2 separate regions of the Homo sapiens genome follow, and region 2 is linked to region 1. A link is a contact called in ENCODE Hi-C or POLR2A ChIA-PET data. All regions are on one chromosome and are shown on one strand. Each heading gives the region's core, a stretch centred on a gene start or an enhancer-like site at or near the end of the contact. The rest is flanking DNA. Distances are from core to core; before and after follow the strand shown.

What was found. Hi-C counts contacts between places; a loop is a spot of excess contacts on that map. ChIA-PET counts read pairs that join two places held with the same protein, here RNA polymerase II (POLR2A). Pooled maps may share reads with other maps.
Region 2: a map with no recorded cell type shows a loop between it and region 1 (2.1-fold over the local background). The contact joins two enhancer-like sites. A Hi-C loop is called at or near these places in 6 of 37 single-sample maps with no recorded cell type and 4 of 50 pooled maps. POLR2A ChIA-PET finds 5 or more read pairs at or near these places in 1 of 52 experiments (activated CD4-positive, alpha-beta T cell).

What each region holds. Positions count from the first base shown.
Region 1 is chr13:20,472,616-20,479,902 of GRCh38, reverse strand. All of the region lies in intron 3 of CRYL1 (crystallin lambda 1), which reads left to right. Among named protein-coding and RNA genes, the nearest start is that of MIR4499, 42 kb to the right of the region's middle. RefSeq lists enhancers at 3,478-3,527, 3,598-3,797. Within about 2 kb of position 3,327, at least 9 of the 41 ENCODE cell types and tissues checked have a DNase peak (open chromatin) inside an H3K27ac peak, as active enhancers do.
Region 2 is chr13:20,267,285-20,274,571 of GRCh38, reverse strand. No RefSeq gene overlaps it. Among named protein-coding and RNA genes, the nearest start is that of GJB6, 39 kb to the right of the region's middle. RefSeq lists an enhancer at 1,025-1,194. Within about 2 kb of position 3,896, at least 2 of the 41 ENCODE cell types and tissues checked have a DNase peak (open chromatin) inside an H3K27ac peak, as active enhancers do.

The sequences.
Region 1 (7,287 bases), core at 2,078-4,577:
GGAGAGCGCAGGGGCAGCCCCAGCATCCCTGTCTCAACACTGACATACTCAATGCTCTGTCCCCAGGGCTGGGCCAGCCAGTTTTCCTTCCAGGGTTCTTTAGGACAGAAACCCTCCCTTTAAAAAATATTATCTATAAATATTAACAAAGTTTGCATGCTACAAAGAGGAAGACATGCCTAATTCAATTCCTCTAATACCCATTTGTGACATTTTAATATATTTACCTCCAGCCTTTTTTCCACATATAATATTTATAATTGTAATGATAGTGTGTCTTTATAGATACAGTGTCATATTCTACTTATATTAATCAACATTTAACACTTTCTAGTGGCTGTGTAAGAGTCTGTCAAGTGGATGTATCAACTAAGTCAAATATCACCTAGAAAATAATGATCTTATGGCTACTTCCAGTACTGTGCGATTGTAAGTTAAACTTGGTTGATCATCCCTCTATCTCATTCTTCCATGCTTTTTGTGACTTTCTTCAGGGCAAGTTCATTCATAGGGAATTACTAGATGTAAGCCCCTTTCCAGCTCTTGATAACATTTTGCTGAGTGGCATTGTAAAAATTGCCAGTACACCTTCAGGAGTCATGTGTTAGCACAGTTGGATTTCAAGCTTGCCAGTGTTGGGTCTGCTGATCTTTAAAGTGATTATTAAAGTGTTACTTGAAAACATTGTCCCAGTTTGCAACAACCAATGTGGCATCATCCCAACATCCACATTCTTAATTTGGTTCCTAAAATAGTTTTAACCCTAAATTTCCTCTAAACTTAAACGGAATCTCAAATCCCTATTTAAAAGAAAGATGGCCAGGCGCGGTGGCTCACACCTGTAATCCTTTACAGGTGTAAAGGGAGGCCTTACAGACTTGGGGAGGCCGAGGTCGGGGGATCATCAGGTCAGGAGATTGAGACCATCCTGGCCAACATGGTGAAACCCCGTCTCTACTAAAATACAAAAAAAAAAAAAAATTAGCTGGGCTTGGTGTGGCGCATGCCTGTAGTCCCAGCTACCTGGGAGGCTGAGGCAGGGGAATCACTTGAACCTGGGAGGCGGAGGTTGCAGCAAGCCAAGATCGCGCCACTGCACTCCAGCCTGGCAACAGAGCGAGAAGAGGGCTGGATGTGGTGGCTCATGCCTGTGATCCCAGAACATGGGGAGGCCACAGCGGGTAGATTGCTTGAGCTCAGGAGTTCGAGACCAGCCTGAGCAACATGGTGAAACACCGTCTCTACCAAAAATACAAAAAATTAGTATGGCATGGTGGTGCATGCCTGTGATCCCAGCTGCTTGGGAGGCTGAGGTGGGAGGATCACTTGAGCCCAGGAGGTGGAGGTTGCAGTAAGCTGAGATTCTGCCACTGTACTCCAGCCTGGGTGATAGAGTAAGACCCTGTTTCAAAAACAAACAAACAAACCCAAATAAAAGAAAGACTGTACAGAGCTCTTTTGGAAGGATGATGTGGTATATTATAGTGCAAGTGAGAAAGTTGACTTCATGTTGATGATATAGTCAGTCTAGATGGAAACCAAATTGTCCCTTCTGCTTTAAAAGTTGTAGGTTGTTAAATTAATGCCCAAAGTCAAAATAAGCACATATCTAATAGAAACAATTTTATAAAGTCTGTTAAGTAGAAAATATAAATATAAGCTAAGAAAATACTTTTTGATCTTATCACTAGGTTAAAAACATGATAAGCCCATTCAAAAGTGGTCATGGCATACATATTTAATGCTTGGAAACTAGTAAACACTTTAGCAACTATAATATTTGCTTCTAGTCATTTTTTCTAGAGTATTTTACTTTCTGCTGTTAGCAATGGGAGATGGTTATTTATGAAGACTGTTGGATACTGTGTGCTACACAGAATACACCATGGAGCCTGCCCATATATATTTTTATATACATATATATATATATAACTACGTAATATATATATTATAAAATGATAATATATAATATACTGTAATATATACTATAATACATATGGTAGTATTTATAGTATAGTATTATATATTATCATATAATATATATTATACTATCTATATACTATAGTATATTATATTTTAGTATAATATATAATAGAATACATAATGGAATATTATATATTATCTATTATACAATTATATATTATCTAGTATACAAAATAATATATAATATAAAAATAATTTTTTAAAATTTATTATATATATTTTTAATATATTTTTAAAAATATTTTTATATATTTAATTTTAAACATTATTAAATGATAATATGTAATATTAAATACACCATGGAGCCTGCCTGTATATATACCTACTGTGTGTCAATCTCTTACTATGGGCCAGGTCCTGTGCCGCCCATTTTATGCAAAATGACCCACTTCAGTCCTCAGGACGCCCATGTAAAGTGGGTGCTAGTATTTATTCCATGCCATGCCCGCTCTCCAACCCCAATCATTGTTGCCTGCACACCTCAGGAATATTTTTGATTGTTTTACCTACTGCTATTTCTCCAACACCTAAAACAGTGCCTAGTTTATACAAATATTATATATATATATAAATTAATTACTTAAGATTTTTAGAGTCAAGGTCTTGCTCTGCTGCCCAGGTTGGAATGTAGCTGTGTGATCATAGCTCACTGACGTCTTGAACTCCTGGGCTCAAGCGATCCTCCCACCTCAGTCTCCCGAGTAGCTAGGACTACAGGCATGTGTCACCACACCCAGGTAATTATTTGTTGCTGTTTTTGAGACGGAGTCCCGCTCTGTCGCCCAGGCTGGAGCGCGGTGGCACGATCTTGGCTCACTGCAAGCTCTGCCTCCCGGGTTCATGCCATTCTCCTGCCTCAGCCTCCCGAGTAGCTGGGACTACAGGCGCCCGCCACCACGCCCGGCTAATTTTTTGTATTTTTCGTAGAGACGGGCTTTCACCATGTTAGCCAGGATGGTCTCGATCTCCTGACCTCGTGATCCACTCGCCTCGGCCTCCCAAAGTGCTGGGATTACAGGCGTGAGCCACCGCACCCGGCCTACACCCAGGTAATTTTTTAGTAGAGTCGAGGTCTCACTGTGTTGTCCAAGCTGGTCTTGAACTCCTGGGCCTAAACAATCCTCCAGCTTGGCCTCCCAAAGTGCTGGAATTGCAGGCATAAGCTACCTCGCCCTGCTGAGCCTGCGTTTTTAAGAGGTATGAGGCATAAGCGGGAATCTGGGAGCTTCATGTTAATGAAAAGTAAGGGACACCTGCAGAACTCGGTGCTGGCCCTGCTGCATGTTTTTCTTCCGGCTTGGGCTCCCTGCTGCTCACCTAGCGGTATCAGCACGCTGGGAGCATATCTGCTGACGCAGAGCTGCCTTGCTGTGTTTATTTTCATTTGAAAGTCAATATTCAAAGACTTGTTGCCCAGTAAGTCTGTTTGAACCACTGGGGGAAATCAAAAGGTTTCTTTCAAGGGGCGGCCTTTCACCTCTTATGGGTCTGGTTGACCTGTATCAGTCCCTGCTGCCCAGCAGAGACCTTCCTGCCTTTCGTTTTTCCTTTTTTTTTTTTTTTTTGAGATGGAGTTTTGCTCTGTCACCCAGGCTGTAGTGCAGTGGCGCGATCTTGGCTCACTGCAGCCTCTGCCTCCCGGGTTCCAGTGATTCTCTTGCCTCAGCCTCCTGGTAGCTGGGATTATAGGCACATGCCACCACTCCCAGCTAATTACCTTCCTGCCTTTCAGAGGCCCTGGCGTTCAGCAAGTATCGCATTGCACATTTGTGTGTGGGAAGACACCTGGGACACTGGAGTAGCTATTTCTGTTGTTTTGGCAGAGGAGGCTGCTACTGTGGTTTCCTCTGAGAGACCTACTGTGGTTTCCTTCCTTCCTGCCGCGTGCGCAGGACCTGCCCCGGAACTGCCGTGTGCGTGGGGCAGGTGACACAGGCCAGGATGAGGCTGTGGCCTTCCTGGAGCAAGTCCACTTTCCACTGACTGAGTACACTTACACAGCCTTCCTTTAACAGGCTCTCTGCCTGTGATTTGTGGATATGTCACCGGGACTCGTCCTGCGGCCTTTTGCTTCTTGCTTTGCTCGCGTTTGAAGGCACTTGCTATCTTGCCATCCTAGTTGGTAGGTGGTGGGTGGGAATCTTCCGCTGAAAGGGTCCCTGGTTTCTCTGAGCCTGGCCAGAGCCAGTTGCACAGCATCAGGTGATTCCCCTCTGTTCCCAAGGCCTCCTGAGGCTGATATGGCTCTTCTTTAGTCTTGGCCTATGACCCGCAGCTAATGGGAACTACTGTGCATCCATCCCTTACCATGGACCAGGTCCTGTGCCACACTCTTAACACAAAATGACCCACTTCAGTCCTCACGACACCCCCGTAAAGTGGGTGCTAGTATTTATTCCATGCCATACCCACTCTCCACCCCCAATCATTTTTGCCTGCACACCTCAGGAATATTTTTGATTGCTTTATCTACTGCTGTTTTTCCAGTACCTAAAACAGTGCCTGGCATGAGGCAGGAACTTAATAAACATTTGTTGATGACTGAATGGATTATCTGTTTAGAAATGACAGGATAAAGATCTCACCCCAGAGCCCAAAGGTGGAATCAGCCTTTGGGCCAGGTCGCTTGGACTCCAGCTGGAACCTGCATGCCTGCCACCCCTGCCAGGGAGGGAGAGACACGGGGTGTGATGGGGTCTGGGAATGCGGGGAGGCCCTCTTCCCGGTGCTCCTGAGGTGGCGGATGGCTCCCTCCTCCCTGTCCAGTTGTCTGCTCCTTCCCTGTCCCTGTAGCCTGGTGATGGCCATCCTGTCTGTGAGGCTGACTTCTGACTCGCCACTCTGGGCAATGGACATCGCGAGAGGACTTTGCTGCCCTGTGTTCCGGGTGTTGGAGGGTGAAGGAGGCTGCGCACGGGTCCAGATGCTGGGCTGTTAGAAGCTAGAGTGGATGGACCAAGAGTTCGGAGCTTGCTTGACCCTGAGGCAGGGGAGCCTTGTCCCTGAGACTTTGGGAGCTGAATCACAAGATCCAGAGTTGAGGAGGTCAAGATTGTTAAGGCCAAATGGTCTCCTTCCCTTTACTGAAAGTAAAGGAGGCTGGGGCAAGTCCAGGCAGGTGACGGTTTCTCCAGCAAACCTTTCTGGGCTGGTCATTGGCTGAGGGCCCTGGGAGGGGAGAGGAAGGTTGTGTGTGTCCCCCTGGACACAGCTGAGCCAGGAGCACTCTGAGTGTGAGCAGCTTGGGAGTCGCCGCTGCCTCTGAGGGGCCAGGAGCATTTTATTTCTTCCCAAGGTATCCTCTCATCTTTTCCTCAAGCTGTCCCTTGAAATACTTGGTTTGGCTGTGGAAAAATATTACTAATTACAATCACTTACATGAACAGGAACTCCATGCAGTAATTATGCATCTTGTCAAATAGGGGCTGACTGGCTCTTGGTAAGCCTTCTGAGGGCGACACAAAATTTTTCAAGTGTGTGTTGCTTTACCGGTTTGTTGCTTGTGGAATATGGCTCTCTCCTCCCAGCTCAGATATTAGAGGAAGCCTACATCCCATCCCTATGCAGCAACGGCTGGGGACGGGACAGGGCAGGTGGGCGTGAGAGCTGCCTGCTGCCGGCGCTGGTCCCGGACCGGAGGTTTCCTCCGAGATACCTAGTGAGCCCTTTAAAGGCCACTATGATGGCTGAAAGTGGAGGAAATTATGAAAAATATATTGTCAGCATCTTAAGATTCTGACTCTTGTATGCTTTTAAGTGGAACAGTTTCCAGGAGCCATAGTTGAGCTCTAGCTGCTGCTCTCTGTGGAATTCAGGACGTGCCCATGCCTTTCTCATTGTGCCCAGATGTTTTTATTCAGTGTCTGTCCCCTTCCCAGCCCAGAGGTAGGGAATCCCCTTCTTCAGAGAAGAAGAAATGGAAGCCGATGCCTGTCATTAATAGCCATGTGGGTGACCCTCAATGAAATTACCCTGTTACTTATACCCGATTCACTTGCTATGTTAACTAAATTACCCTGTTACTTATACCCGATTCACTTGCTGTGTTTTTGGTACTTTCCTGAGACGTTAGAATCCGTGAGAGCCATTGTTTTATTGTATAAATCATGATGAAAAGAGAAATGGAAAATGAGTTATCTTGAGTCTTAAGTGAACTGTTTTTGCTTTTCCTGTTTTGTTTTGCTCTGGGTGGGATGTAACGTCAGCTTTTACACCTGTGTTGCAAGTACCTAGCCCCACTTTCACCAACGGGCTCCTTCTACGTTGTTTGTACTTTCGTGAAGCACACCATGTTATCTGTGATGGCCAGGACGGTGGGCTCCGTGAAGCCCCAGACAGACACCTTGGCATCCAAGTGTGCCCTCTACTTTGGAGCGCCATCCTTGGCGCCCGCCCACCCACTCTGGCCAGGTCCGCTGAGATCACAAGGCTGCCTCTGGCTCTTCTAGCTGAAGGCCAGTTCAGAGGTCTCAGGCTGGTACCAGGGGCCGAGTCTGGCCATGTGCAGCTTTAAAAATAATTGTTCATTTGTTTGTTTGAATGACTCACTGATGTTTAAAAGTCTGGAAATTTCCACATAAAATATAGCTGTCTCACAGCTCCTTAAAGTCCGACGCTCCGGCCACAGTGAGCAGCATGTGGGTGCCGCACAGTGGGACTGCGGGTCTCCCCGCCACTCCTGCCGGCTCCTGTTCGTGGCTGTACATTACTGTTTACGCTGTAAGTGGAGAGGAAAGCGAAATATTTCTTAAATTCCTATTTCAATCAAAAGTGGGAAAACAAGAATTAGATTGCAGACTAATTTTACCTCACCTTCTTTAACTCACTCACTGTCTCTCTGAGCAGTACGGGCACTCGAGTTTGCTCCACTGGCCACTCCACCCCCGTTCCACCAAAGAGACTGGATCTTGGACCCCCAAATCCTAACATCCCGATGGCAAGAAGAGGCCCAAAAGTGAGTCCAAAAAGCGATTGCACCTCACAAACACTGAGAGCACAACGGGCTTCACTCCTTGACCTCTCTCCTCTGCCCTCCCCTCCCTGGCCCCAGCCAAAGTCCTGTGATTTCCTGGGGTGCCTCCTTTCTCCCCAGCATACCAGCATCCATGTGTTGTTCCAGCTGTCTGGGACCTGGGAGATGCAGAAGGTGTTCGAGCAGAGCGAATCCCCACCCTGCGAACCTCAGCTTCTTCCAGTGACAGGCCTGCCCCAGTGAGCCAGTCCCAGGCCTCAGAGGGCCACGCGCTGTCCTTAAGCTATCAGAATCCCATCTTTTTAGAGGTAAAGGCAGTGGTTGGGAGGAAC
Region 2 (7,287 bases), core at 2,647-5,146, 210 kb after region 1:
GATGAAAATTATGTATACTCAGAGTATACAATTTGATGTTTTGACATATGTATACATCTTGAAATGATTACCGCAATCAAACTAAATAACTATGCATCACCTCACATAGGTTACTATTGTGTGTGTGTGTGTGTGTGTGTGTGTGTGTGTGTGTGTGTGTAGAGCACTTAAAATCTACTCTCTCAGCAGATTCAAGTATCCAATACATTATTATTAACTATAGTCCACCATACTGTACATTAGGTCACCAGGACCTGCTCATTTTACAACTGCAAGTTTGTACCCTTTGACCAACATCTTCCCATTTCTCCCATTCCCTATAAATATGCATTTTAGAATCAGCTTTTCAATTTCCATTTAAAAAAATCGATTGGGATGGTATTGGGTTATATTGGGCATCAAGAGGGCTGAGATGTGCCTTACAGAGCAAACACGCGTGTTAGAGAAACTTCCTTCAGGCACAAGCTACAGTGCCAATGGCCGTGAATACAATCTTAATGAATCAACAATAGATATTAGATTGGGTGTCTTCAAACAGAAACACACATAACACAAGTTTATATATCTATCTATTGATGAAAATGTTGTGACCACAGGCTTGCAGCAATCTAAACTTGTATTTCTCCTAGAAGCAGTGGTTCAGTATTAGCTCTTTCAGAGTGTGTGGCAATTTTATAGAAATAACTATTACAACTACTGAGAATTGACTATTTGATATTTTGTAAACTATTGTAAACGTTATCTTTTGAAAATTCCACCTCTGTGAAACAAAAAAATAAACCTTTGTCCTTTAGGAAATAAGCCTTTTTGGGATACTTACAAATCTGTTCTTCCCTTAAACAATAAGGGGAAAAAACCATGGCACAGGTTAGGGTGGAGGGGTGGCAGTGGGCCATGAACATCTGTGGGCTGGGTAGGGCTGTGCAGATTGGGAATAACAGAGAGAAGACTGGCTGGGGTGAGGAGACTGCTGGAGTCAGAGCTTGGGAGCTGTGTGTGTGTGGGCTCCACACCCACAGGACCTCCACACCCACAGGTCCATCATAGGGCGACCCTAGCTCAGCGACAATCAGGGTTGCAGGATAGGGCTTGCAAAGGAGGAGTCAGCCTGGAGAAAGGGGCGAAGGTACTCTAGGAGGAGGGACTGGTGCTGGGACAGTGCTATCATCCAAGCCGAGAGGAATGCTCTCTGCAAAGGAAATGACCAACCAAGTCAAATGCCAGAGATCGGTGAAAAATTGAGGGCGGCAAGAGTATCCACTGCCTTTAGCATTCAGGCGGAGCGGCTCCCTAGAGCTATGGGGTGGATGTCAGATTGCAATGCGTCAAAGAGTTAAGTGAGAAGCAAGAAGAAAATGAATGCAAAGGCTTTCCAGAAGCAAGACCCTGAGAGAAAAGAGGCGGGGTGACCACAGGAGATGGATATGGGGTTAAGGGGGGTTCCAACAGAGGAGAAGACAGCTGGAGGGAAAAGCTGGCAGAGTGGCTGAGGAGAGGCCCCTCCTTCAGCAGGCCCGGCTGGGTGGGAGGCAGCCCAACAACCGCTGGATGCGGGAGGTCCCGGGAAAGGCTGGAGCGGGGAGCCAACGGGGCGCACGGGAAGAGCACGAATATGGAGACCTGAAGGTCTTCTGGAAGTTTTCTCCTGTGGTCCTCAGCAGCCTGTGGGTGGAATGAGAAATGAGAGATGGCTAAATCGACCCTGGGCAAAAGTTTGTAAGGGGAGGGGCAACAAGGAGAACAGTGGGGTGGAGGAGGGGCCAGTGCTGGTCAGAGAGATCTGTCAAAACGCAGCCACCACAGTGAGCCACTGCACTTGGCCTGGGCGACAGAGCGAGACTCAAAAAACAAACAAACGAAAAACGCAGCCTGCAGGAGCTGGGATGTGGGAAGAAAAGGAGGTTAGTGGGGCCATGGGACTGGGAGAAAACGAAGGAGTGGAGAAGGAGACCAGTGGAGTTCTGGGAGTGAAGGGAGATGAGGGATACGTTCAGGAAATGGAATATACAAATTTAACAGAGGTCTGATGAGTTGGCCTCAGAGCCTGAATGCATTCATTTCAGCTGCATGTAACAGAAAATCCCCAAATAACACTTTTTTCTCACTTAAAGGAAGTTTGGGGGAAGGTACTTTGTCATCCTCTTGTAGCTCTGTAGGCAGCCACCTGTTTTCTGCTGGACCATCCCAGCACGTGGCCTCTCTTCTCAAGGTCCCCTCATGATTTAAGATGGTTGCTGTGCACCAGCCATCACATCCATGTTTCAAGCAGCAGTACAAAGGAAGAAGGAAAGAGACAAAAGGCTATAACCTCCCAGCTGAATCAGCCCTCTTTGAGGGGCCTTCCAGGAAGCCCCACTCAACACGTTCCTTTCATCCTTTTGGCCAGAATTTAGCCACTACACCCAGTGGCAAGGAAGGCTAGGAAAACTCATTTTTTATTCAAGGTGGCAATTGTCCAGGCTAAAATCAGGGTTCTGTCACTAAGGAAGAAGGGCATGGTGGCTAATGGGAAGCCTGCCATCTCCAGCACAGAGATGGGAGCCAATTCTGATATAAGAGCATGCCATTGCTGCCCAAGGTTTACAGGTAAATAGAACCACCTTTTTCTGGCTCTCTTCTGGAAGCTGCTGTTCCAGGTGCAAGGGGAGTTTGCCAAGCTCAGGAAGTTCCCGTGGGTGAGTTGGGAAGGAAGCCCTCATTGTGATTCTTAGTGCAGTCATTCAGAAGAGTTGATATCTTTAGCTGCCTAAAAATAAGGCACCAGCCTTATTTTTTCAGTCTGGCTTTAGGATGGAATGAATATTGGATGGATAGTCTTTAAAAGATCTGATCCAGGGCGAGGGGTCACAGTGGGAATTCAGTGCCTTCCCCCTAATACCCTCTGTCCAGCCCGTCCACTCACCCACCATCCACCACAGGTTGGGTCTGACAGCTGAGTCTCTGTCTCCGCCCCACTGCCTCTGAAGTTCATTCATCACTAAGCTAGAGAGGAGAAATGCATCCATCCCAAGAATGCAAGGACCAAAAGATGCTGTCAGTCCTGTCCTACTCTGCTGACAGACCTCCACATGGCCTGCCTGTGCAACATTTGGGATTTGAGTCAGGGCCTCTCCAGCATCTTTGGGGCTCCGGGTCCCATGCACATGGGAGCAGACAGAGGGTACTTGGGCCCTGACTCCAGTAAAGTGGGAGAGACCAGGCTTGATGACTTGAAACCTCTTGCCACGTTTCACAAGCCAAGGCTTTCTTCATGTCCAAACCTGGTCACTCTTCTGTGTTTCTTCTAGGATATGTTTTCTTTAGCATAAACACCAGACCCAGAGAAAAGCTGTAATCTGCATTTGAACTATAAAATGTAATCAGTTGTTTATACAACTCACAAAATGAAGCAATTAAAAAAACTGACCCTCCTAAATAAGTTAATAAAATTTATTAAATACAGTTTAGAGAATAAATTTAAAAACTGAACCCTCATCCTCCTGTTATGGTGATTAATGACTATCACTCTGTGCTACAGTTATTTTATACATCTTAACTTTCTATTCAATTCTATACTCTGAAAAAAGACCATATCTGATTTGCATTTATATAAATTAATTTACATGGAGTTATATAAGTACATTTATATGATTATGATTTTATATGAAGTAATAGTGTACTATTAATGCCAATTAAATGATTTCATGGAATGGCCCCCTTTTAGACATTTTATTACAAAGTGCCATGAAGATTCAAAGGAAAGCTCGTTATTTTGCAAGATTTTCAATTAAGTTTAAAGATTCAAGGTAAATTCATGTTCCTAAAGCCAGGAGAGAAGTCTGTGTGTGCGTGCGTTGGAGTGTGGGAGCTTCAGGAATGCATCTTCAGGTTTTCCTGGGCAATTTTCCAGCTTTCATTACACGAGTCACTGTGCCGGGGGCTGCTGTGAGGGGCTGTCTCTGTGAGCAACTGTTATGGCTCCACGGGGCTGGTGTGCCCTGGGGTTTGCAGGCACTCTCAGGCACAGACTCCCTCCTTTCTATTATTGTATGGGAACAGTTGAGATGAAACAAATCACTATATGTTCTATTAGAGAAACTATTGTTGAATTGATGAGGGTTTTCATTTCAGAGAGAGAGAGAGAGAGAGGCATTCAATGCCCAAATGTTCTTGGCATCCCTCTGTAGCACCCAGCCTGATGGAGCCATGCTCTGTGGGGCCACCGGGGCCAGTGCCAGTGCCAGTGCTGCTGTTCCCCACCCAAGTAGAACACCCGAGAGCAGCTGGCAGAAGCAGCGGTGAGCTACTGTTTACTGTCTGCACTGCAGAGCATGTCAGTAGGAAGTTAAACTGTTTACTTTCCATAATGAAGGCAAATGGAATTGGCTGTGGAAAGGCCCAATCAGTGTGGCCCAAATTTGTAGAAACTCAAAGGACATTGCTCCTTTGGTTTCCAGATTCTTGAAGCCCTCTTGCTTTGTAAAGCAGCTGTCTTCTCTTTTTTCTTTTTCTTTCCTTTTTTTTTTTTTTTTTTTTTTTTTTGAGACAGAGTCTTGCTCTATTGCCCAGGCTGGAGTGCAGTGACGCAATCTCAGCTCACTGCAACCTCCGCCTCCTGGGTTCAAGTGATTCTTCTGCCTCAGCCTCCCGAGTAGCTGGGATTACAGGTGAGCACCACCATGCCTGGCTAATTTTTTGTATTTTTAGTAGAGATGGGGTTTCACCGTGCTGGCCAGGCTGGTCTCAAACTCCTGATTTCGTGATCCATCCGCCTTGGCCTCCCAAAGTGCTGGGATTACAGGCGTGAGCCACCGCGCCTGGCCTGCAACTGTGTTCTCTAACTGTGAACTTGGTGCTTGCTAGTCCAAATTCCTGGATGGCTCTGTCTAGTAGAATTTTCAGCCAGGACAGAAGTGCTCTACGTTTGCGCCGCCCAGCATGGCAGCCACTGGGCAGTTGTATTGAATACTGGGCACTTATAGTGTGGCAGGGGTGACTGAACTTTAAATTGTGTTTCACTTTAATTAATTAAAATGCAAACGTCAAAAGCCACATGTGACTAGTGGCTACCACGTATAGACAGGGCCAATCTACAAAAGCAAAAGAATTTTTTGCTCACCTGAGGAAATACTATTTCATGTAGTGGCTCCTAATAGTTGGTTTCCTGTCTGTACTGATGCAGAACCACGGCTCAGATGAAGGTTGGGGATCTGTGACTCTCTACTTTCCACCAAAACAACAGGCTTTCCCTACAGTCCACTGGAAATGTTGCTGATTCAAAGCTTTTCTGAGTGACATGGTCACTCAAAAATTCAGAAAAGCATGAAACAGAAAAAAGATCCACATTAAACATTAAGACAGGACTATATTTATCAATAGCTGAGTGGAATAACACACCCTCCCACAGAAACACCTTTAGAGTTTTTATAGGCAAGCAATGAAAATGCTGGGTTTTTTTTCATCAAGTTATATAGGAAGTAAATGCCCCAAATAGAGGCGTGTCTTCATAGGAAGACTGAATAATACAATGGTTAAAAAGGCACACTTTGTCCACATCTGATTTGAAAATGGCTTCCAAACTTTTGAGTCATATGAGCAAGTTGTTTAACCTCACTCACCCTCAATGTGGCTATCTGCAAAATTATAGTACCTACTTCATTAGGTTGCTGTGAGGATTAAAGAAGACAATGATTAACATGGTTTTCATCCACACATGGTAAACATTCAATAAACGGTAGCTACTTTTATTTTATCTTTACCCACCACAAAGTGAAGACTAATAATAATGTAGGGTGGTCCGGAGGTGTTTCCCATATACTAATCATTCACTAATATTCTTTTTTTTTTTTTGAGGCAGAGTCTCGCTCTATCGCCCAGGCTGGAGTGCAGTGGCGCGGGCTCGGCTCACTGCAAGCTCCGCCTCCCGGGTTCATGCCATTCTCCTGCCTCAGCCTCCCGAGTAGCTGGGACTAGAGCAGGTGGCTGCCACCATGTCCAGCTAATTTTTTTGTATTTTCAGTAGAGATGGGGTTTCACTGTGTTAGCCAGGATGGTCTCGATCTCCTGACCTCATGATCCGCCCGCCTCGGCCTCCCAAAGTGCTGGGATTACAGGCGTGAGCCACTGCGCCTGGCCCACTAATATTCTTAGTTAGACATTTGGGGACAGTTAAACCAGACTTGCTAATACTTCTAGTTGTGCATTCAGGCGTTTTTTCTCCAGGCTGTGTGCCCTGGAAGAGTCTCTGCTTATCTAGCAGGTGGTCTGTGGCTCAGTAAATAGAGTGTCTCACTCAGACGCAAAAAATGACAGAGCTTAAAGAGTAAGTTAATAGATAAAGCATGATTGTTTCCTAAATGCCAAGGCCTTTGGGGATTTATCTATCTTTACCCTATAAAAAGAGAGTAAATACCATGTACTGTGTCTTAAGGACAATACCAAGAGCTGACATTTTATCCACTCGTATAGGAAATTCCAAACTTGTTTTTCAAAGACTAAGCCAGAGCTTGCTCTTAAATTTTCTTTGTAGAACTATTGTATAATGGGCCGGGCACAGTGGCTCACACCTGTAATCCTAGCACTTTGGGAGGCCAAGGTGGGTGGATCACCTGAGGTCAGGAGTTCGAGACCAAACTGGCCCACGAGGCAAGACCCCCGTCTCTACTAAAAATACAAAAATTAGCTGGGTGTGGTGGCACGCGCCTGTAGTCCCAGCTACTCGGGAGGCTGAGTCAGGATAATTGCTTGAATCTGGGGGGCGGAGGTTGCAGTGAGCCGAGATTGCGCTACTGCACTCCAGCCTAGGTGACAGAGCAAGACTCCATCTCAAAAAAAAAAAAAAAAAGAACTATTGTATAATGATCATATTTAGAAGAACTAGCAGGATAATAAAAGTGCATTAAACATAGCTTGGGACATATTGTTGTATATCTGTATTTCACAGTAGAAGTTCTTATCCTGACTTGATAATTTAGAAACACATGAGCATGTTTACACACACACACAAATGTGTGTTCACATCTTCCCTCCTGCTCTTGAACGTTGCAGGTGAGGAAGAAGGAGTAGATGGAAAGTAAAATTACACCCAATGTTAAAGGTTTATTTCTTTTAATTTTTAATTTTTTTTATTTTTTGAGATACAGTCTCCCTCTGTCACTCAGACTGAAGTGCAGTGCCCCAGTCACAGCTCACTGCAGCCTCAACCTCCTGGCCTCAAGTGATCCTCCCATCTCAGCCTCCCAAAGTGCTGGAGTTACAAGCATGAGCCACTGCATGCAGCCTAACTATGAAGGTTTAATGGAAAATTTT